Regions from separate parts of the Homo sapiens genome. Here region 2 is linked to region 1. The links are chromatin loops, found by intact Hi-C in ENCODE. Cell type or tissue: GM12878. All regions are shown on one strand. Each heading gives the region's core, and the rest is flanking DNA. Links, peaks and the distances in the headings are about the cores only. Region 1 has its middle 7.8 kb from the start of TMEM183A. Region 2 overlaps KDM5B (lysine demethylase 5B).

Region 1 (12,632 bases), core at 1,652-9,651:
ATTTATATGGTTTATTTAAAAATTGGCCCACATTGTTATTTTTCAAAATATAGTTTTCTCGTATTCAGCTGTCCTTCCTTTACATTTTATAACTTGACAATTCTGAGTATTACAATAGTGATTCTTTCCTATTACCCACTGTTGATGCTTTTAGAGAACTTTTATATATTCTACAAATATTCTTTCTTCTTTGTTTTGAGGCAGTGTTTTTTTACTCCTGTTGCCCAGGCTGGAGTGCAGTGGTGCAATCATGGTTCACTGCAGACAACTTCCCTGGTTCAGGCAATCCTCCTGCCTCAGCCTCCCAAGTAGCTGAGACTACAGGTGTGCACCACCACACCCAGCTAATTTTCTGTATTTTTAGTGGAGACAGGTTTTTGCCATGTTGCTCAGGCTGGTCTTGGACTCCTGAATCCAAACCATTTGCCCACCTCGGCCTCCCAAAGTGCTGAGATTACAGGTGTGAGCCATTGTGCCCGGCAAAATATTCTTTCTTACCCCGAGTTTCTTTTTTTAATCATCCTACTGTATTATATTTTATTCAAAGTATTTGTTAGCTATCCTGACATTCTTGATCATTGGACCATTATCCTATGTACATTAAAAAAATTTTGTGACTGGCACATAATAATTGTACATATTTATGGAGTGTAATGTGATGTTTCAATACCTGTATAAATTGTGCAATGACAAAATTAGAGTAATTAGCATACCCATCACCTTGAACATTTATTTATTTGTGAGGATAACATTAACAAACCTCTCCTCTAGCTCTTTTGAAACAGACATTATTGTTAACTCTAGTCATCCTAGTATACAATAGACCACCAGAACTTATTCCCCCTATCTAACTACAGCTTTGTACTCACTGAACAATCTGTCATGATGCTTGCTCCCCAACTACTCTCCCCGTCCTGTGGTAACCACTATTCTAGTCTACTTCTTTTATTTTTTCTTTTATTTTTTGAGATGGAGTCTTGCTCTGTCGCCCAGGCTGGAGTGCCGTGGCGTGATCTCGGCTCACTGCAAGCTCCGCCTCCCAGGTTCACGCCATTCTCCTGCCTCAGGTTCACGCCATTCTCCTGCCTCAGCCTCCCGAGTAGCTGGGACTACAGGCACTCGCCACCACGCCCGGCTAATTTTTTTTGTATTTTTAGTAGAGATGGGGTTTCACCGTGTTAGCCAGGATGGTCTCGATTTCCTGACCTCGTGATCCGCTCGCCTCGGCCTCCCAAAGTGCTGGGATTACAGGCGTGAGCCACTGTGCCCGGCCTATTATAGTCTACTTCTATGAGAGTGACTACTGAGGTACCCCACTCGACATACTAAAATTTTGTCATAGCTTATCAGGAACTATATTCTAGGACCTCCCTTTAGAAGAGGAAGAAGAAATCACAGAGGGAAATTGGAAAATACTTAGAGATAAATGAAAATTAAAATACAACATACCAAAACTTAGAGGATGCAACAAAAGCCATGTAAAGGGGTTAATTTATAGCTATAAATTCTCATATTTAGAAAGAAGAAAGATCTCAAATCAACAACCTAACTTACAGTTTCAAGAACTAGAAAAAGATAACAAAGTTCAAAGCTAGCAGAAGGAAGGAACTAATAAAGATAAAAGCAGAGATAAACAAAACAGAGAACAGAAAAATAATAAAGAAAATACGATGACTCACACCTGTGATCCCAGCACTTTGGGAGGCCGAGGTGGGTGGATCACTTGAGGCCAGGAGGTCAAGACCAGCCTGGCCAATGTGGTGAAACTCTGTCTCCGCAAAAAATGCAAAAATTAGCTAGGTGTGGTGGTGCACATCTGTAATCCCAGCTACTTGGGAGGCTGAGGTGAGGGGATCACTTGAACCCGGGAGGCAGAGTTTGCAGTGAGCTGAGATTGCACCACTGCATTCCAGCCTGGGTGACAGAGCGAGACTCTGTCTCAAAGAAAAAGAAAAGAAACTAATCCAAAAGTTGTTCTTTGAAGAGACGAACAAAATTGATAAATCTTTAGCTAGACTGAGTAAGAATAAAAGGAGAGAAGACTAAAATACTAAAATCAGAAAGTGGGACATTACTATTGATTCACAGAAATAAAAAGGATTATAAGAGAGTATTATGAACAATTGTATGCCAACAAATTGGATATCCCAGATTAAACGGACAAATTCCTAGAAACACAAAACCTACCAAGACTGAATCGTTAAAAAATAGAAACTATGAGTTGACTCATAATTAGTAAGATCTAATCAGTAATAAAAAAAATCTCCTGACAAAGAAAGCCCTGGATCTGATGGCTTCTGTGGTGAATTCTACCAAACATTTAAAGAGCTAACATGAATCCTCAAGCTGTTCCAAAAAATTTAAGAGGAGGAAACACTCCCTAGTTCATCCTGTGAGGCTGGTTTTGCCCTGATACCAAAGCTAGCAAAGATACAATAAGGACACTACAGATCAATATCCCTTTTGAACATTCATATAAAAATCCTCAATAAAATACTAGCCAAAAGAATTAAGCAGCATCTTAAGGATTATATACCGTGATCAAGGGGGATTTATTCCCGGATGTAATAATGGATTAACATATGAAAACCAATGTAATACACCACACTAACATAACGAAGGGGAAGAAAACCACATAATTATCTCAATTGATGCAGAAAAAGCATTTGACAAAATTCAACATACTTTCATTATAAAAACATTCCACAACCTGGGAATAGAAGAAAATTACCACAACATAATAAAATCATATATAAAGAATTCACAGTGAACGTCATACTGAATAGTAAAAGACTAAAAACTTTTCCTGTAAGATCAGGTACAAGGCAAGGATGCCCGCTTTTGCCACTTCTACTCAACATAGTACTGGAAATTCTAGCCAGAGCAATTAGGCACAAAGAAAGACAGAAAAAAAATCCAAATTTGAGAAGAAGAGCAAAATTTTCTCTGTTTGAAGATGATATGATCTTATATGTACAAAGTCCTAAAGATTCTACCAAAAAAACCTGTTAGAACTATTAAACTAATTCAGCAAATTAGCAGGATACAAAATCAACACAAAAACATCAGTTGAATTTCTATGAAGTAATAAACAGAATAAACACTCTGAAAATGAAATTAATGAAAAAGAAATCTATTTCTAATACCATCAAAGAGAACAAAGTCCTTAGGAATTCACTTAGCCAAGGATGTGACTTGTACAATGAAAACTACAAAATATTGCCAAAGAAATTAAAGAAAGCATAAATAAATGGAAAGCCATCCTATGTTCATTGATTGGAACACTTAATATTGTTAAGATGTTAATACTTTCAAAGTCATCTACAGATTCAATGCAATACCCATCAAAATCCCAATGATGTCTTTTGCAGAAATAGAAAAATCCTTCCTAAAATTCATATGGAATTTGCCTTGAGTAGGCAAAACAGTCTTGAAAAAGAAGAGCAAAGTTGGAGGACTCACACTTCCTTATTTCAAAACTCACTACAAAGCTACAGTAATCAAAACGTGTGGTATTGGCATAAAGGAAGACATATAGACTAATGGAATGGAAAAGAAAGCCCAGAAATAAACTCTAACATACAGTCAAATGATTTTTGATAAGGGAGCCAAGACCATTCAATGGGAAAAGGACAGTCTTTTCAACAAATGGTGCTCTGAAAGCTGGATATGCACACAACATAAGAATGAAGTTGGATCCTTACCTTACATCACATACAAAAATTAAATTGATATGGATGAAAGACAAACTTGAGAGCTAAAACTATAAAACTCTTAGAAGAAAACATAGGCAAAAGCTTCACAGTATTGGATTTGGCAATGAATTTTTGGATATGACACCAAGGGGACTGGCAACAAAAGAAAGAATAGACAATTTAGACTTTATGAAAATTAAAAGCTTTTGTGCATCAAAAACACTATCAACAGAGTAAAACGGCAACCCACAAAGTTGGAAAAAATATTTGAAAATCCTACATCTTTTTTTTTTTTTTTTGAGACAGGATCTTTCTGTGCCACCCAGGCTGAAGTGCAGTGGCACAATCACAGCTCACTGCAGCCTCAACCTACCGGGCTCAAGTAATCCTCACCTCAGCCTCCAGAGTAGCTGGGACCACAGGTCTGCACCACCACATCTGGTTAATTTTTAAATTTTTTGTAAAGACAGGGTCTTGCTATGTTGTCCAGGCTGATCTCAAACTCCTGGGCTCAAGTAATCCTCTTGCCTCAGTCTCCCAAAGTGCTGGGATTACTGGCATGAGCCCCCACATCCAGCCCAAATCATGTATCTTATAAGGGATTAGTATCCAGTTTATATAGAGAACTCCAAACACTCAACAGCAGCAACAACAACAAAAAAACCTGATTCAAAAATGGGCAAAAGGAGTTGAATAGACATTTCTCCAAAGAAGATATATAAATGGCCAATAAGCACATGAAAAGATGCTCAATATCACTGATCATCAGGGGAGTGCAAATCAAAACCACAATGAGATTCCATCCCACACATATTAGGATGACTACTATTAAAAAGAAACAGGAAATAACAAGTGCTGGCTAGGATGAACAAAAGTTGAAATCCTTGTGCACTGTTTGTGGAAATGTAAAATGGTGCAGCTGCTGTGGAAAACTGTATGGTGGTTCCTCAAAAAATTAGAAATAGAATTGCCACATGATCCAGTAATTCCACTGCTGGATATATACCAAAAGAATTGAAAGCAGGGTCTTGAAATAATATTTGTGGACCCATATTTATAGCAGCATTATTCACATTAGCAACTCAAATGTCCCTCAACAGATGAACGGAAAAACACAATGTGGTGCATACATAAAATGGAACACTATTTAGCAAGAAAAAGAGATGAAGTTCTGATTCATACTACAGCGTGAATGAAACTTGAAAATTCCCAGAGCTCTCAGCTAATTATAGTAACTGCAAGTAGAGTGTTTATAGCTAGCATGGAACTCCATTTTTTTTTAATCCTACAGAGCTCCTATGTTACCCAGGAGAAAGGAATGGAGCAGGTATTCCCTGATAGAGGAAACAGTATAAAGATACTAAGGATTAGACTTGGGTCTGGCCCCCAAAATTGACTGGATCATGAAGTGTGGGATTATGAAGCTGAGGAAGATTGTGTTCACCCCCCAACTCATTCTGGTCTGCCCTTGGGACGTGGTACTTGATCAAACCTCTTCAGTTAATAGCAATTCCTTCTTACCTGGCCCCATTGCATACTAAGTCCTGGCCATGCCCCTTATAAGTTAGCAATCTGATTCCCAAACTTTGTTTTGTTTTGTTTTGTTTTTGTTTTTTTGAGACGAGTCTCGCTCTGTCGCCCAGGCTGGAGTGCAGTGGCGCGATCTCGGCTCACTGCAACCTCCTCCTCCCGGGTTCAAGCGATTCTCCTGCCTCAGCCTCCTGAGTAGCTGGGATTACAGGCACCCGCCACCATGCCCAGCTAATTTTTGTATTTTTAGTAGAGACGGGGTTTCACCGTGTTGGTCAGGCTGGTCTCAAACCCCTGACCTCGTGATCCACCCGCCTCGGGCTCCCAAAGTGCTGGGATTACAGGCATGAGCCACCATACCCGGCCCAAAACTTTGTAAGGCTAATAATTTGCAAAAGCAAAAACAGCATTTATCTGGACTGATGCCCATCTTAAACAGAGTGGAATAGGGAACACAGGTTATAGAAGGAGAAAAAAGAGCATTGTCACCGTGAGAGTAGCCAGAGAGATAATGAAGAGAGCTAAAAAAATGGAGTATCATCGTAAAGATGATTTCAAGAAGGATGAGATCTCATAGAAATATAAGAAAGAGAATGTAGAAAATGCAATGAAGAGGTCACTGGCTACCTTAAGAGTAGTTTCAATGGACAGGTGAATTTTGAAGCCCGAGTCTGGTGACACAAGAATTGTCTAGGTGCTGAAGAAACAAAGACAATGGGCAAAAGGTGTTCTTATTAGTCATGGTAGATAGAGGAGGGAACAGTGTTTGTCATGGAGGTTTTCAGGACAGAGTAGACTTGTGCATGTTTGTAAATTAGAGAAAGGAGCCTATAGGTGGGAAAAATATGTTCATTTCTGTAATTCCTGATGTGCAAATTTTTGTAGACTCAATTATCACGTACTGAGGCTATACTGCCCTCTTGTGGTGCAGAGTGCCCAGAAACTTTATTCTAAATTAGAAGTCTGCAAACTTGCTGTAAAGGGCCAGACGGCAAATATTTTAGACTTTGAGGATCATTCGGTCTTTGTCATTATTACGCCTTGTAGAGTGAAAGGAGCCACAGATAGCTCTTTGAGGAAGACCTGGTCCCAGCTGTACCGGAACTCTGGTCCACCCGCTCCTGCAACTGACTCGCCGCTGTTCACTCTCCAGAGGAAATCATGCCACAGACGCAGCTTTTAACAACATGAGAAAGACATCCCTGGAACCACAAGTTAATTCACTGAATTAGAATTACCCTAACCGGCCAGGCGCGGTGGCTCACGTTTGTAGTCCCAGCATTTCGGAAGGCCAAGGCAGGTGGTGGATCACTTGAGCCCATGTTCAAGACTAGCCTGGACAATATAGAGAGACTCTTTCTCTACAAAAAATACAAAATTTATTCGGGCGTGGTGGTGCGCACCTGTGGTCCCAGCTACTTGGGGGGCTGAGGTGGGAGGATCTCTTGAGCCCAGGAGGTCGAGGCTGCAGTGAGCTGATATCGCGCCACTGAACTCCAGCCTGGGCGACAGAGCGAGACCCTGTCTCTGAAAATAAAATTACCCTAACTAGCTGCAACCTGACATCCCTGGAGAAGATGTGTGCTGACTTGATCAAAAGTGCAAAGGAAAATAATCTCAAAGTGAAAGGACCATTTTAGATCCCTACCAAGATTCTAAGAATCACTAAGAGAAAAACTCCTGTGGTGAAGTTTGTTTAAGACTTGTAAGAATCCAAGATAAATCCCCATAAGAATCCACAAGCGACTCACTGACTGACACAGAACTTCTGAATTGCTAAATTGATTACTTTCATCAGTATTGAGCCAGCTGTTGAAGTCACCTCTGCACAGGATTAATCAATTTTCTTTAAGTGATTATCAGTTGGTTAAAAAAGAAAAAAAGTAGCCACAGATAATACATAAATAGGTAGGAGTATTTCAATAAAACTTTATTTACAAAAAATATGTAGGGGTCAGATTTGGCCTGCAGCCTCTGGTTTGCTGGCCCTTGATCTAAACCTGTGTTCTCAATATTTGGACGGAACATTAAAGTCATCTGGGGATTATTTTTGTTTGTTTTTAAGAGAATAACTCCTGGTCTTGAAGGATCCTCCCTCCTCAGCCTCCAGAGTAGCTGGAACTACAGGTGTGGCCCACCAGCCTGGCCCTCTAGGGATTGTTTTAAAATAATGCGAGTGCCCAGGCTACACCTCAGACTGATTGAATATGAAACTTTGGGTGTAGGGCCAGGTCACTAGTACTTTATAAAATGCCACCACCAGGGAGGGAGTCCATTGTGCAGTCATGGCTGAGAGCTACTGATTCAAATGAATATGCTTCTAGTTTTAAGTGCAGCCCACCTTTATTGAGTGCTTATTATGTGCCAGGTGCTGAGCTAAGAGCTTTCCATATATTGTATTATCTCATTTAATCCTTAAAGCAACTCTATGAATTGGGAATCATTATGAAGCTCATCTTATAGATAAGGAAACTGAATTTTTGTGAGATTAAGTAATCTGCTCCAGGTTATGTAGCTATTAAGAGAAGAACAGTGATTGAAACTGAGAACATCTGCCTCTAGAGCCTGAGCTTCCCAACGCTAGGCTACTCTATTTGTTACTATTATTTTTAACTGAAAACCACTGAGAACTATGTGAATTGAACTATTTGTATCATATACTATATTTTATTTTTAAAATTTATTTTATAAAATAGAGATGAGGTCTCACTATGTTGACCAGGCTGGTCTCAAACTCCTGGCCTCAAGCAATCCTCCTGCCTCGGCCTCCCAAAGTATTGGGATTACAGGTGTAAGCCACCACACCTGGCCATATACTATATTGTATTTTATTTTTTGCTTTTGAGACAGTCTCAGTCTGTCACCCAGGCTGGGGTGCAGTGGTGCGATCTCCTGGGCTCAAGTGATTCTCATGCCTCAGCCTCCCAAGTGGCTGGGACTACAGATGCCGGCTACAATGCCCGGCTGATTTTTGTATTTTTAGTAGAGATGGGGTTTCACCATGATGGCCAGGCCGGTCTTGAACTCCTGACCTCAGGTGATCTGCCGGCCTCGGCCTCCCAGAGTGCCAGGATTACAGGCGTGAGCCACCGCGCTCGGCATCAATATACTATATTTTAAATAAGGTGGGTAAAGTTAATCACAAGCAATTTTCCCTAGATTTAATAAATGCAATAAATGCAGTTTTTCTAGTGCCACAGCTGTTTTTTTTTTGTTTTTTTTTTTTTTTTTGAGATGGAGTCTCACTCTGTCACCAGGCTGGAGTGCAGTGGCGCGATCTTGGCTCACTGCATTCTTCTTATGAATCAGATTCTTCTCAGATCTTTTCCACAGCTTTAGCACATCATAGAAATTCATTGTTTAAGTACGCTTTCAGTTTGTTTTCTGTTACAGGTTTTCTCTTAGTTTGACTCCACGTGTACTAACTGTTACACGCATCTGTATAAGAGACCACCTGAGCAGGCTTAGTGTGAGCAACAAGGCTGTTTATTCACTTGGGTGCAAGTGGGCTGAGTCCGAGAAAGGAGTCAGCGAAGTGTGGTGGGATTATCATTGGTTCTTATAAGTTTGGGATAGGCCGTGGAGTTAGGAGCAATTTTTGTGGGCAAAGGATGGATGTTACAAAGTACATTCTCAAGGGCGGGGAGGATGTTACAAAGTACATTCACAAGGGCAGAGAGGACGCATTGTCACAAGGGCAGGGAGGAATGTTACAAAGTACGTTCACAAGGCGGAGGGGGAGACTGTATTGTCACAAGGGCGGGCAGGAGCGTTACAAAGCACATTCACAAGGATAGGGAATATCACAAAGTACATTATCACAAGGGTGGGAGAATGTCACAATGCCTTGACCATGGTGTGGCCAGCTCAGAGGAACTTACACTTAGACTACTAATATTAATCAAAGGCAAAAGTTCAGTATGACTCTTTTAATCTTAGAGGCAGTATAAGACAGTGGTTTTTATTTTTATTTCTTATTCTTATTTATTTATTTAACAGAGATGGTGTCTCACTATGGTGACCAGGCTGGTATCGAACTTCTGGCATCAAGTGATCCTCCCATCTCTACCACCCAAAGTGCTGGGAGCCACTGCACCTGGCCAAGACAGTGTTTTTTCCTGCCTCAGCCTCCCGAGTGGCTGGGACTACAGACATGTCCCAGCATGCCTGACTAATTTTTTTTTTTTCGTATTTTTAGTAGAGATGGGGTTTTACCATGTTGGCCAGGGTGGTCTCGAACTACTGACCTCAATCATCCACCTGCCTTGGCCTCCCAAAGTGAACAGTGTTTTTTTAATATATGAACTTTGGAGATAGTCTGAATTCTAACCCTGCCACTTGTATGTTAGGTACTAACTAGTCTTAGCATTTTAATAAACTGGAATGGGTTGCCTTCCTTCTGACTCTATGTATTCTGTCCTAATGCAGTAGAAGCAAAAAGGAATCAGTCACCTAAGGTGTTTTCAAATAACAACTACCACAACTTTTTCACCACTATAATAATAGCTGAGAGGCTTACTATGTGCTATTTTTAATGCTTTTTATGGGTTAATTCAATTAATTATTTCAACAACCCAGTGAAGCAGGTGTTTTTATTATCTGAAATTTACAGGCAAGGAAACTGAGGTTCAGAGAGGTTAAGTAACTTTTCCAAGGTCACACAGATAATAAATGGCAGAGGGAAGTTTTGAATGCAAGCAAGTCTGACTTCACAAGCTGCACTCTTGACTACTTTCAAAATATTGCTTTTTTATACTAAACTGCCTTCAGTAGGAAATCCCACTGTCATGTATTTATTTATTCAAACCGAAGGGATACTTTTCCAATACCTCCAAAGCAATGATTCCCAGGCTTTAGGGTTTCACAGGCTATTAAAATTTGAAAGAAAATTATGACAACCAACATAGATTTGCCATCTTTAAGTTTTCAAGATAAAGGAACCTTAAAAAGCAAACACCTCCTGTGAGCATTTACTATTAGTGCAAAATAAATAACAACCTTTTTTTTTTTTTTGAGATGGAGTCTCGCTCTGTCGCCCAGGCTGGAGTGCAGTGGTGCGATCTCGGCTCACTGCAACCTTCGCCTCCTGGGTTCAAGCTATCCTCCCAAGTAGTTGGGACTACAGTCACCCGCCACCATGCCCGGCTAATTTTTGTTTTTGTTTGTTTGTTTTTTAGTAGAAACAGGGTTTTACCATGTTGGCCAGGCTGATCTTGAACTCCTGGCCTTGTAATGCACCCTCCTCGGCCTCCCAAAGTGCTGGGAGTACAGGTGTGTGCCACCGTGCCGGGTCTAAAGGACAGTTTAATACCAAAAAAGTAGGGTGGACATAATCTAGAAATATAGCATTCGAATGCTGTATATATTTATCTGCTGTCCTTGAATTTCCCACTTTTCTGAGGAAAATATTTGAAAACAACATTTTCCTTTCACTTTCTTCCTAATAGCTAGGTTAAGCCACTTGCATTTAAACATAATAACAATTTTAGTAACTTTTACTTGTCTTCCTAGCAAGAACTTGTATCTTCTGGTCTGGAGATTAACAGTGCTATTAATTAAAAATTGTTGCTTTTTAATAAAAGGTGGAATGAAAGAGTAGGATCATTTGTTCCACTATATTGGCCCAAGGACTTAAGAGTCTCAGAGGATTTGCTTAAAATCTTCTCAGTCTAGAAATTTTGAAAGATGAAATAAACAGTTTTGAGGCCGGGCGCGGTGGCTCACGCCTGTAATCCCAGCACTTTGGGAGGTCGAGGTGGGTGGATCACAAGGTTAGGAGTTCAAGACCAGCCTGGCCAATTTGGTGAAACCCCGTCTGTACTAAAAATACAAAAAAATTAGCCAGGTGTGGTGGCACATGCCTGTAATCCCAGCTACTCGGGAGGCTGAGGCAGGAGAATTGCTTGAATCCGGGAGGCGGAGGTTGCAGTGAGCTGAGATCGTGCCACTGCACTCCAGCCTGGGTGACAGAGTGAGACTCCGTCTCAAAAAAAAAAAAAAAGAAATAAACAGTTTTGGGAACTAGCATTTCTTTCATCCAATGCATTAAAATAGTAATTATACTGCTGAAAAATGAGACAACATTCTTGTTAAAACCCAAGTTTTTTATAGTGACATTGTAATAGGGTTTATGTTTCTTGTAACTTTGATTTCCTCCAGAATCTGAATGCCTGAGTGTTTTCAACAGGGTGCCACATGAGTAGAAATCTACATCTATGTGAACCTTGTGAAATTTTTATTACACTTTTTTTGGTCTTTTTTTTTTTTTACCTTTTTGTGGAGAATGGGGTCTTGTTGCCCAGGCAGGTCTCAAACTCCTGAGCTCAAGTATTCTCCCGCCTCCACCTCCCTAGGTGCTGGGATTACAAGCGTGAGCCACCATACCCGGCCATGAATTTTTTATTGATAACGTTGTGAAATGAGAAGCCTCAGCACTTACCATCTGCATTTTGAACTGGACTACAAACATGAATTACATATAAATAGAAACCTTATTTGAAAGAATTTTCTTTTGTTAACAGCTTATTAGACATTTGTTTCATGTTGTAACTTTAGATAAATTAAATTTGAATATTTCATAATTGTAATCAATTCTCTTCAGCTTCAATTTTAATTCCTAATTGATTCAAGCCTATTAGCAAGATCCCTGGTGGTAGTCTGTTACATAATGTTAGTAAAAGGCCTGAGGTTTTTCTCCTAACAAACTTGGTGCCAGCTCGTTAGACTGAAAATAAGATACTCTCTGGTAGATCCAGCGGATTGGATGCCTGGGTCCTAAGTTTCCCAAGCCAGGGATTATCACCTTTTAGGAGCTGCAAGGAAGTTAGAAGGATAAAGGAGAATAACTTAGGAAACCAAATAACTTCTTATGTGTCGCGGTGATACTTTTCTTTTTTTTTTAATTTATTTATTTATTTACTTTTCATGCGCGTCTGTGTGAAGAGACCACCAAACAGGCTTTGTGTGAGCAATAAAGCTCTTAATCACCTGGGTGCAGGCGGGCTGAGTCGGAAAAGAGAGTCAGTGAAGGGAGATAAGGGTGGGGCCGTTTTATAGGATTTGGGTAGATAAAGGAAAATTGCAGTCAAAGGGGATTTGTTCTCTGGTGGGCAGGAGTGGGGGTCGCAAGGTGCTCAGTGGGGGAGCTTTTTGAGCCAGGAAAAGGACTTTCACAAGGTAATGTCATCACTTAAGGAAGGACTGGCCATTTTCACTTCTTTTGTGGTGGAATGTCATCAGTTAAGGCGGGGCAGGGCATTTTCACTTTTGTGATTCTTCAGTTACTTCAGGCCATCTGGGCGTACACGTGCAAGTCACCAGGGATGCGGTGGCGTGGCTTGGGCTCAGAGGCCTGATAATACTAGCCCAGGGTCCTGCTCCCTTACAGTTCTGTAATCTTCACTCAGT
Region 2 (12,632 bases), core at 2,196-10,195, 200 kb before region 1:
TGCCTTAAAGACCTTGTAATTATGTGGGCTTGATAGGGATTTGTTCTTTGTTTCTGGGGTTATGTGATTAGAGTAGTATTAAAATGTTTCAGTATCTGTAGCCTGTAGTATGTATGCCCCATAAGAATATGTGCTTAATGAAAAGTTCCAATCAAGTGCTTGAAACACACTAAGTTTAGGCTTTAGTTCTCTGAACATTACAATTTGGTCAAGCCAGTGAGATGGCAAAAATTAACTCAAGAATGCACAACAATCTGCCTAAGGGCACATAAAGTACATAGCTGGGAAAAGAAATCTTAGCCTAGCTATCTACTCCTAACAAAAATACCTAAGCATTTGACAATTTTAAATGGTACATATACCATTGGGGAGTGTCTTAATACATTTAGAAAGCAGTATTAAGTGACTGATTCAAGACCAAAAAATCCACATTAAAGTCACAATAGAAATGTAGCATATGGTAGTCCCCACCCTTATCTGGAGGGATACATTCCAAGACCCCCAGTGGATGCCTGAAACCATGGATAGCAAATACTAAACCCTATATATACTATGTTTTTTTCCTATACATACATACCTATGATAAAATTTAACTTATAAATTAGGCACAGTTAGAGATTAACAATAACAATTAAACAATACACTGTAATAAAAGTTACATGGGGCCGGGTGTGGTGGCTCACACCTGTAATCCCAGAACTTTGGAAGGCTGAGGCGGGCAGATCACTTGAGGTCAGGAGTTCAAGACCAGCCTGGCCAACATGGTAAAACCCCCAACTCTACTAAAAATACAAAAATTAGCCGGGCGTGGTAGCAGGTGCCTGTAGTCTCAGCTACTCAAGAGGCTGAGGCATGAGAATCGCTTGAGCCCAGGAGGCAGAGATTGCAGTGAGCCGAGACACACTACTGCACTCCAGCCTGGGGGACAGAGTAAGTCTCTGTCTCCAAAAAATAAATAATAAAAAATAATAATAATAAAAGTTACATGAATGTAGTCTTTCTCTCAAAATATCTTATTGTACTGTCCTCACCTATTTTTGGACAGCAGTTGACAAATTCTATCCGTGGTTTTCCTTTCTGCAGATAAGAGGAGACTACTAGAAGCTGGGCGCAGTGGCTCACACCTGCAATCTCAGCACTTTGGGAGGCTGAGGCAGACAGATCATCCGAGGTCAGGAGTTTGAGACCAGCCTGGCTAACATAGTGAAACCCCATCTCTATTAAAAATACAAAAATTAGTTGGGCGTGGTGGCACGTCGCTGTAATCCCACCTACTCAGGAGGCTGAGGCAGGAGAATCACTTGAACCCAGAGGCAGAGGTTGCAGTGAGCTGAGATCGCACCATTGCACTCAAACCTAGGCAACAGAGCAAGACTCCATCTCAAAAAAAAAAAAAGAGGGGACTACTCTCTACATGGGTTTACCTAAGAGGCAATGTTATGAGGTCCAATAACAGAAGATATATTTGAATAAAAAACTAGGAAATTTAAGTTTATATGATTACATAGGGGTCCTAATTAACTTTTTTTTTTTAACATAAGATTGTCTAATTGTTGGTAAATAATAAAATATAGGGAGTAAAATACAGGGAGTCAGTCTTGGTGCAAGGTGAAGATTGTCTAATTGTTGGTAAATAATAAAATATAGGGAGTAAAATACAGGGAGTCAGTCTTGGTGCAAGGTGAGGCCACAGAGCTGTAATGGGCCTGACCAGCCTCGCACTGTACAAGCACCAATCTAGAGCTAGGACTGAAGCTGCAAGATGACTGACAGGACTCTGGGGGCATTAGCTCCCTCCAACAAATGGTGGTCTCACGTTTCAAGGGCTGTGGTCACCTCCTTCCTCGTGACACCCCTGGACATGGTGGAAGGTCCATTTGCAGCCTCAGTGCCCGCTGGTGGCCAGTGAGCTGACACCTTCCTCCAGACTTCAGAGCCTCTCTTATGCCAAGCTGCCCTCCTCTCTCCAATCCTGTACTACAATGGTGTCCTGGAGCCTCTGTACCTATGACCAAATGGTCCCCGCTGTGCCACCTGGTTTTAAGACCCTACCAGCTTCACTGGCACCTTGGATGCCTCTGTGAAGATTCTGAGGCACAAGGGCACCAGGACCCTGTGGAGTGGCCTCCCAGCCACCCTGGTGATGACTGTGCCAGCTACCACCAACTACTTCACTGCCTACAACCAACTCAAGGCCTGCCTGTGTGGCTGAGCCCTTACCTCTACATAACCTTGGTAGCTGGTGTGCTGGTCCACCCTGGCACTATCACTGCAATCATCAGTGCCCTGGAGCTTATGCAGACAAAGCTGCAGGTTTAGCATATGTTATACTATGTGCTGGTACCTGTGTTTGAGCTCCGGTGGCTTAGAGTGGTTGGTGCTCACTGTGGCTGTGCCGGGGCCCCACTCTCCTTAGAAATGTGCCCTTCTCAGCCCTGTACTGGTTCAACTACGAGCTAGTGAAGAGCTGGCTGAATGGGCTCAGGCCAAAGGAACTCCATGGTCCCATGACAACCATAGGAGTCAGCTTTGCAGCTGGCAGCATCACCATGATGCTGGCTACAGTGCTGACCCTAACCTTTGTCGTGATGAAGACTCAACACCAGGCCACACTCGGAGTGATGGAAGCCGTGGAAGTGACATCCCTGGATGCGGACTCTACCTGGTTGCTCAGAGGTGGATCTGTGCCAAGTCGGGCATCAGAGGGCTCTTTGCAGGCTTCCTCCCTTGGATCATCAAGTCTATCCCCTCCTATGCTATCACGATCACCACTTATGAGTTCAGCAAAAGTCTCTTAAAGAGACTCAATCAGGACCAGCATCTGGGCCATTCAAAGGGGCAAGGAGGCAAGGACCCCCATCTCTCCAACAGATGGGGAAAGAGGGGAGGAGGGACTGAACCCCTCAGCCCTGAGGGGAGGATCCTTGTTTCCATTCCCGCTGTGCAACAGCCCCAGGGGTCCAGGGGTAGGCTGCCCCTCTGGGCAGCCCAGGCCATCCTCAGACACAGCTTCCTCCTGCTGCTTCCATCCTGGGGATCATCCATTTCCTACCCTCCAAGTTCAAGACCAAATCTGCTATCTGCCCCTCCCCTATGTTTCCCTCTGTGCTTGCTGTAGCTGGGCCTGCCCCAAGGAGTCAAGATATCCTGGGACCTGGTCTAGTCTCCCTGCTCCTTTGTTAATTCCTTAAGTCTAAATATAATTAACTTCAATAAATAAATAAATAAAAGAATAAAATATGATGGTGGCTCTTGTCCTAAAATATTTTCTTAAAAGATCTAGGTAAACATTTTTCCTGCCACTTCTACTTTTCTCCCCACTTTACAAGTAGGATAATTGCAAAATTACTAGACTTCAACTATTGACCCCTCCTGTCAGACATGAATTGAGATTATTTAAATTATGTTAGTAAGTACAATATCCTTCTATTTGCGTGGCTTCCACAATGTCACAGTCATCCCATATTAGGGGAAATTTAAATCACTGTAAACCCTTCTTAATACAAATCTCACCAAACTAAACTCCTGCCTATATACATGCACTACATAAGACACACAAATGCACCTGCAAATTTTCTGAAATAATTTTTAACAGCTCTACCTTTTAAAACATGTTAATCTCACTAATCTGTTTAGGGACAGGCCGGGCATAGTGGCTTGTGCCTGTAATCCCAGCACTCTGGGAGGCCTAGGCAGGTGGACTGCTTGAGCTCAGGAGTTCAAGACCAGCCTAGGCAGCATGGTGAACCCCGTCTCTATTAAAATAAATACAAAAACTAGCTGGGCATGATGGTATGCACCTGTAGTCCCAGTCCCAGCTACTAGGGAGGCTGAGGTGGAAGGATGACTTGAGCCCAGAAGGCGGAGTTTGCAGTGAGCCAAGATCACATCATGCTGCACTCCAGCCTGGCAACATAGTGAGACCCTGTCTCAAAAAAAATAAAGATTCAGGGACAGAAAAGCTTTGTCTAAACCAATTGAAGGATTATAGTCTATATATTCTAGGGTTTTTTTTGTTCGATTGGTTTTTGTCTTTTTTTTTTTTTTTTGTACAGATAGGGTCTGCTATGTTGCCCAGGCTGGTTTCAAATTCCTGTGCTCAAGCAATCCTCCCACCTGCACCTCCCCAAGTGCTGGGATTACAGGTGTGAGCCACTATGCTGGCTATACTCTGGTTTTGATGATGGGTTTTTGCCTTTTTTTGGGGTTGCGGGGTGCGGTTTGCCTTTTCAAGTTTCACTTTTAAAACATCCCTTCATGGCCAGCCTGGCTAACATAGTGAGACACCATCTCTACAAAAAAATTTGAAAAATTAGCCAGGCATGGTGGTGTGTGCCTGTAATCTCAACTAAATGGGGGGCTGAGGTGGGATCATTTGAGCCCAGGAGTTCGAGGCTCCAAGGAGCTGTGATTGTGCCACTGCATTACAGTTTGGGCAACAAAACAAGAAAAAAAGAAAACAATCCCTTCACAGCCAGGTGCAGTGGCTCATGCCTGTAGTCCCAGCACTTTGGGAAGCTGAGGTGGGAGGATGGCTTAAGGCCAGGAGTTCGAACCAGCCTCGGCAACACAGCAAGACCCTGTCCCTAAAAAAAAATAATAATTCTGGGTGTGGTGGCATGTATACCTGTGGTCCCAGCTATTCAGGAGGCCGAGGTGAGAGGACGGCTTGAGCTCATGAGGTCAAGGCTGCAATGAACTATGATTGCACCACTGCACTCCAGCCTGGGCAACAGAGCAAGACTCTGTCCCCGGGGGACAAGGGGAAATCCCTTCACTATATGGGAAAATGAGGGATGTGTACTTGGCACTAACCCTTGTCTCACTAAATCTGTCCCCAGACTCTTCTTAGCAATGAGCAAATAAAGCTTTGGGATTTAAGCTCCTTGCAATCCATCAATTAATTAGTCTGGACAGCAGCCCTAGGTCAGTGTCAGATCCCCTTAGAGCAGATGACAAGCATACGTTGCAGAAAAATGACTTTGTCCAAGGTCATGATGTAACTAGATTGAAGACTCTACCCACCTATTTTTTAAAATCTAGAAAATACCCCTCCTGTCCTCTTTTACATAATAGAGGAACTGGCTTTTGAAAAGTAATTTTAACCCGGGCGCGGTGGCTCGCGCCTGTAATCCCAGCACTTTGGGAGGCCGAGGTGGGCGGGTCACCTGAGGTCGGGAGTTCGAGACCAGCCTGACCAAGATGGAGAAACCCCATCTCTACTAAAAATACAAAATTAGCCGGGTGTGGTGGCAGGTGCCTGTAATCCCAGCTACTAGGAAGGCTGAGGCAGGAGAATTACTTGAACCTGGGAGGCGGAAGTTGCGGTGAGCCGAGATCACGCCACTGCATGCACTCCAGCCTGGGTGACAAGCGTGAAACTCCATCTCAAAAAAAAAAAAAGTAATTTTTAAAAAAGAAAAAAACGTGATAAATAAAAATATACATACACACAGTCCCCTTGATAAACCTCTTTTTTATCCCTGCAAAATAATAGTTAAATTTCACAGCATTTTACAAGAGATTACCATGTGAAATGAAATCAACAAGTTCTAAAAGGTCATTATGTGACCACCTGCCTGGTGGCATCTCCTATCTCAGAAATGAAGTTATTATTTCAAGGAAGCAGGGAGAAGTCTTTAGATTTTAAGGGACATTAATAGAAAATATTTTCCAATGACCTAATTTTTAAATTGAACCTAACAATCTAACAAGTAATTCATCAGACTCTTCAAATTCTCATTTCCCTAAAACTTCTTTTCCAGAAAGGGACTTTTGTTTTGTTTTTGTTTTTTGAGACGGAGTCTTGCTCTGTCACCAGGCTGGAGTGCAGTGGTGCGATATCGGCTCACTGCAATCTCCACCTCCCAGGTTCAAGTGATTCTCATGCCTCAGCCTCCCGAGTAGCTTGGGACTACAGGTGCGTACCACCACGCCCAGCTAATTTTGTACTTTTGGTAGAGACAGGGTTTCACCATGTTGGCCAGGATGGTCTCAATCTCTTGACCTCATGATCCACCTGCCTCGGCCTCCCAAAGTGCTGAGATTACAGGTGTGAGCCACCGCACCCAGCCATTTTGTTTTGTTTGTTTTTGAAACGTCTTGCTCTGTTGCCCAGGCTGGAGTGCAGTGGCGTGATCAGGGCTCACCGCAACCTGGAACTTCTGAGCTCAAGCCATCCTCCCACCTTGGCCTCCCGAGCAGCTGGGACTACAGGTGCACGTCACCATTCCCAGCTAATTTTTTGTCTTTTGTAGAGATAGGGTCTCACTATGTTTCCCAGGCTGATCTCAAACGCCTGACCTCAAGCGATCCTCCTGCCTGGAGCCTCCCAAAGTGCTGGAATTACAGGTGAGAGCCACCATGCCTGGCTAGAACATCATTCTGTTTCTTGGTTACTACTGATGTCAGCTCTGTTTTGTCAGGCTAAATACCCACTCTGACCAGAAGGCCCCTTCCTAAGAAAAGAAAGTTCAGATAAAGTCTGGCCAATACAAAAATGAACAGATAAAGAAATGAAGTGATGTTAGCAGAGACTAACCTCCACCCACCAACCGACTCCAACACCTCCATGTGCCAACAGACCTGCAGCTGGTCAAGTTACTTGACATGTCCCAACAAATGTGTAACAAAGCAACAAAGCCATTGACTAAAACTGAGAAATACTATCCCCAACCTAATTGGGCAAAATGACCATCACTGACTGAAGGCTAGAAAGCTCACCTCATAATTGCCCAAATGTCACTTATAACCTGAATAGGACAAAAGCTAAGCTAAGCTGTTCTTTACAAATGAAGATCCCTAGTTTTGTCTCAACTCCAATGCTGCTACTCCACTTTCTGCTCTTCTATCCAGGAAAATAGCTAAAGTAACTATTCTTTACACTTTTGTGTATGCTTCACATTTTTTGTAATAAAATTTTTTAATTTACTCCCTGAAGTGACGGGTCTGGCAGAACAAAATGATTAGTTTTTATATCCGAAAGAAAGCTTAAATGCTTAAAAAAAAAAAGCAGCAGCAGCACATATGGGATGACTCTAAGGCCATGTGTAAAGATATATGCTGATGGTGCTTTAAGAAGGATGGTCTACAGTTAAAGGACTGAGTGTCTTAAATCATGGTGGGGGGTAGAGGACTTAAAAGAATGCATTCCAGTCAAATTCTGCATCTTTGTTCCAAACATCCTACAATTATGGAACTGAAATGCCTCACTGTCCTAGAGACATCTTTTCTTCATTAATCTGGTTCATAAACTTGGTTGTAAAAAGCAAATTCAAAGAATTCATCTAATAATGACAGAAAAAGAAACATTTCTGAATGAATTTGTGGAAGTGTACAATTTAATTTTTCATTTAATTTTTATTTACAATTTTCATTTAATTTTCATATTAATTTTTCCTCTTTAATCCCATGCAAGGACACAGCAGTTAATAAATACTTAAGAAATACTTCTCAATTGCATACCATTCTTATGTCTAAAACAAGTTTCTCACAATCTGGATTTTATAAATCCAGTTATTAGTATCTCAAACTTTAAATAATCAAAAGTCAATGGCAGCAGCCTAAGAATATGGCTTTCCCAAGGTATCAACTCACCCACCCACTCACCCCAAAGAGACTTGTCGGTACGCCCTCTGGTGAGTCCCCTTCAAGAGACCCAAACTTAAATTTGAGAATGTGTAGCCCTCCAGTTCCCAACCTTCATTCCATCTTTTTTTTTTTTTGAGGCTGCCAATGATCTGTACTATAACAGGTATATTAGAAAATACCAAATTCTCTTAGAGAAAAAAAAATTGCACAACAATCTCAACACTGAGAGGACTGTCCAAGGATGAAAGCAAGGTACTCCTAGGTTAGTAGTTTTTCAAACCTATAGATGGCATTTGGAAAGAAGTACACGCATAGGCTTCAAAAAACCCTGAACACCAGAAACCTAATTAGCACTTTCATTTTAGGGGCACGGGCTTTCCCTTATCCTTTTCTACAGCCAACCTTAATGGGGTCCAATTAAGGCAACAATGAAAGGTTACAAAAGTCTACAAAAAGGTCCCATTACAGCATTTAAACAGGGTTCATTTTTTTTAATCAAATAGTTTACACTGTTTTTTTGTTGTTGTTGTTTGTTGTTGTTGTTGTTGTGTTTGTTTTCTTTTTTGAGCCTGTTGCCCAGGCTAGAGTGCAATGGAGTGATCTCGGCTCACTGCAACCTCTGCCTCCTGGGTTCAAGCAATTCTCCTGCCTCAGCCTCCCGAGTAGCTGGGATTGCAGGCGCCTGCCACCATGCCCAGCTAATTTTTATATTTTTAGTAGAGACAGGGTTTCGCTATGTTGGCCAGGCTGGTCTTGAACTCCTGACCTCAAGCGATCCGCCCACTTAGGCCTCCCAAAAGTGCTGGGATTACAGGCACGAGCCACTATGCCCAGCCCTGTATTTTTTTACCCAAGAGAAAATTCCCCCACTGGCAGATTTCTACCCACTTATAAATGTAAACCAGTAAACACATTTTTCACTAATCTATCAACCTGAAATACTCTAATACTCTAAGTCTAGGCCAACAGGTCATAAAGAAAATTACCCTAGAAACAGAGAAAGAATAAAATTAAGGTTTAATAATTTTCTCTTAATTTTTCTTATCAGTGTCTCAACAAAATAATTCAGGCCAGGTGCACTGGCCCATGCCTGTAATCCCAGCACTTTGGGAGGCCAAAGCGGGAGAACTGCTTGAAGCCAGGAGTTCAAGACCAGCCTGGGCAACATACTGAGAAACCGCATCCCTACAATTTATTAGAGGCTGAGGAGGGAGGAGCACTTGAGCCCAAGAAGTGGAAGCTGCAGGGAGCCTTGATTGCAACACTGCATGCCAGCCTGGATGACAGAGTGAGATTAAAAAAAAAAGGAAATTTCAGGCCCTGGCTTTTAATAGAGAATGTTTATTAATGTTTTTCAAAGGTAATTCTCTACTCATTTCGCTCTTTTAAAAGTTTAGATTGCATGTTTAAAACCATACCCTATAACCATAGGAAGGGAAGGAAATTTTTCCAGTGGGGGTGGGGACTCAAATCTTTAGCTGACTCATATTTGCAATATCATTCACATTACATTCTTAAAGTCTACACGTTTTGTTTATTAGTTCACTAAGAATTACAACTGGGTAGATATGTTTGTGGCTACTAATGTGCCCAATTTACCACTGGCAAAGTCAAATTTAGCTAAACACCCATTCAATAACTACAACAAATGAAGTTTGTTTTAGCTTTAAGGTAGACATTTGTGGCCTAGGTGCGGTGGCTCACGTCTGTAATCCCAGCACTTTGGGAGGCCGAGGTGGGTGGATCACCTGAGGTCAGGAGTTCAAGACCAGCCTAACCAACATGGTGAAACCTCGTCTCTACTAAAAATACAAAGTTAGCCGGGCGTGGCGGTGCATGCCCACCCAGCTACTCAGGAGGCTGAGGCAGGAGAATCGCTTGAACCCGGGAGGCGGATGTTGCAGTGAGCAACATGACGTTGCGCCATGGCACTCCAGCCTGGGCAACAACAGCAAAACTCCATCTCAAAAAAAAAAGGTAGACATTTGTGGCCTAGAACTGTAGGACTTAATCCAACCTCCTACCAGGTTTTTCTCCTGGGCATTATAGTCCTAAATTTGTCTTAAAAGGTAGTTAGGGGTCGGGGGAGGGGGGAGGGAAAGCATTAGGAGATATACCTAATGTAAATGATGAGTTAATGGGTGCAGCACACCAACATGGCACATGTGTACATATGTAACAAACCTGCACGTTGTACACATGTACCCTAGAACTTAAAGTATAATTTAAAAAAAGGAAAAAAAAAGTAGTTACAAGTGAGTTCAGGGTTTCTTTTGAGGGAGATGAAAATGTTCTACAATTGATTGTGGTGATGGTTGTACAACTCTGAAAATATCAAAAACCACTGAATTACACATCATAAATTCGTGAATTGTATGGTATATTTCAATAAAAGGGTTTTTTTTTTAAGTAGTTATAAGTTCTTCCTTTGCTCAAGGATGTTTCTACTGATAAGCCTCTTCTCTAAACGTTAAAGGCTTAAAGTGGCCAAAGATACAAGTAGGGAAAGATTTCATGACACCAAAGAAATAGGGAAAACAGAGAGAGGGTTAGGCCTAAGTCGATCAAACCCCAAATTAGGGAGAATGATACGCTGGAAAGGGAGTAAATGAGCTCCATATCATTAACACTTCTACCATACAAAGAAGTGTATAAGTTCCTCCCTCTTCTCTAGGAGTGGAACCAACAGGCTCACTCAAAAATGGTGACTGTATTAAAACATTTAAGGGCAGTTTTACACTTGGCTATAAAGATGAAGGAATCAAACTAGTAACCACAAGAAGTTAAAGCTGAAAAATTTTTGTCTCTTGTGGCCTCTGGGGTTTGATTTAAACCTTCTCCGGACACAAAGAAGAAATCTGTGGAATCTAGGCCCGGCACGGTGGCTCACGCCTGTAATCCCAGCACTTTGGGAGGCCGAGGCGCATGGATCACCTGAGGTCGGGAGGCAGAGGTTGTGATGAGCCACTGCACTCCAGGCCTGGGCAACAAGAGCAAAATTCCGTCTCAAAAAAAAAAAAAAAAAGAAATTTGTGGAATCTATCTATGGCCAAATGTGAGACATTTGAAAGCAAGAAAATAAGTTACTAAAGCCATAAATATATTCCTATCAAAATTTGGGAGACAAAAAAGTATTTACTGAGCAGCCAACTATTTTTCTGCCTAATAGTTACACCCTTAAAATTACTCATCTCCAAATACCACAAAGTGATATGGAAAAATATCATTTGTCCTTAAACAGACATCTAAGTACAGTATCATGGAGGAAATTAAAAATTTGCATTTTAAAGGTGACAAAACCAGAAGCCAGATGAATTGTAAATTTAAGAAGGTTTTGGTCCAGAAAACAAGCCTGGTTATCCTACATAGTTGATATAATTTGAAACAAAGGTTTGTATTAAACTTCAAACTCAGATTTGAAGTATAGTCTTCTTGACTTAATCACGTTTTCTCACATTTATCTTACTATATTTTCAAATTTCTGAGAACCCCTAAGCTGCCATATACAAAATAATGTAAGTACTCTAAGTTTTCAGAAGCCAAGCAGTTTGGGAGTCTCACTGAGAAAGCAGCTATAAACTGAAACTATATTAAGTACCATTGGTAAAGATACAAAGGTAAGAACAAAAGGAGACAGAAATGTTTTATACTTCTCCTTACCTTCTAACAAGTAAAATACCAATAGTTCCAATTCCCCTTCTAATATAACCATTTGTGTTCCAAAAACTCGGTGAACAAAAATCATCCAGAAATACAGACATTATATATATCACCATGGAAAATATTTCACACTTCTTGAAGGGTTTTTTTGTTGCTATATATCAACTATATGAAACCACTTGTTCACAGTTAGCTTTCCCAAAAACAAAACAGTTTCTAAAACAAAGACTGTTTACATCTCTTAAGAAGCCTTTGTTCCAACAAGACCCCTCTTCAAGAGCTACAACTTCTGGAAAGATTTCCCTTTTTGTGGTTATATCAACAACAAATACTCTCAAACTCTTTCCATTTGGCAAAGGAGTTTGTTAAACAAAGGAGGAAGCAAGTCCCCTCCACACAAAGGAGGTCTCCAAACAGAGTACTGGTTGTATTTGTAGATTATTGGTGCCTCTTTAACCCCTTTCCTCAGGCTGTACTATGTAGCACTCTCAATACAAAATGGTGGCCATCATGTCTGTCTGACATTCAGAGTGAGAAAAAGGCAATTCGATCACACATTTTGCAAAGATTACCATTAATATTCTAGCCAAGATGAGGAAATGGGTAGCCAAGCCTAACCAGAGCAACACTATCTTTTCAGAAAAAGGGCCCTCTAAAAGGCAAAGAACAAGAAAACAAGATAAAGGATTTACCCCAGCCCTGGTATACCACAATACCAACATGGAGGACACCTCCCAGGAACCTGACTCCCCACGTTTTGGTTACTAAGAACTTAGTCAAGTTACCCAATTTCTGAATAAAATCCCATTATGCAAATGTGCAATATTCATATTCACCCTTCCTAGCATGTGACATGAAGCTACATTACTACAGTGTGAAACATGACCTATTATTCAAGAATTAAAACCTTGGCTCTAACCAGCCCTGTTATAACTTCTGCAGGCCTCTTTGCACTAAGAGAAACGTACTTCCCTTAAGCAGCAAGAATCAACCTTGCCCACTTCGCTGTAAGAAATGGATCTATTTTCAAACATTTCCCTCATATTCGCTGGCCAGTTATTTTCTGAAGCATGTATTTCATCTCCATTTTCAAACTTGCTTAAGAAAAACTAAAGTAGGTGTCCGTGTTTTAATTTGGGGCAGGGAAGGGTTAAGAAGCCTTATTTTCAGGGATCTCCCTGAAAACAGCTTTCCAAAACATAACGATTACAAACAGAATCCCTACAACTCAAAATGTCATTACAAAAAGCAAGCTTAAGGGAGAAAGGGGTGGGAAGGGGTCTTCCTCTACTTAGAAGTGGGGGTGGGGGAAGAGAGTGGGGAGAAGATTCTTAAACAGCAGGAAAGGCAGTTAAACCCGCTTCCCAACGGTCCCAGCCCGT

What was found. Peaks named below come from ENCODE experiments on the same cell type or tissue, not always from the same donor. Only the 100,000 strongest peaks of a DNase experiment are listed, where the experiment ranks them.
Region 2: a loop joins it to region 1, with 2.5 times the contacts of the local background. A loop is called at or near these places in 20 of 110 quality-filtered maps.

The regions. Positions count from the first base shown.
Region 1 is chr1:202,993,295-203,005,926 of GRCh38, forward strand. It overlaps the pseudogene MGAT4FP and the pseudogene RPS20P8. Among named protein-coding and RNA genes, the nearest start is that of TMEM183A, 7.8 kb to the right of the region's middle. RefSeq lists an enhancer at 11,883-12,632 and a cis regulatory region at 12,409-12,632. In GM12878, for the core only: a CTCF peak has its summit at 6,147 (motif pointing left); a DNase peak (open chromatin) is centred at 6,157; H3K4me3 peaks cover 430 bases.
Region 2 is chr1:202,794,268-202,806,899 of GRCh38, forward strand. All of the region lies in intron 1 of KDM5B (lysine demethylase 5B), which reads right to left. It also overlaps the pseudogene SLC25A39P1. Among named protein-coding and RNA genes, the nearest start is that of KDM5B, 7.8 kb to the right of the region's middle. RefSeq lists enhancers at 1,591-2,091, 2,092-2,592. In GM12878, for the core only: no CTCF peak of the experiment used is centred there; DNase peaks (open chromatin) are centred at 6,664 and 7,922.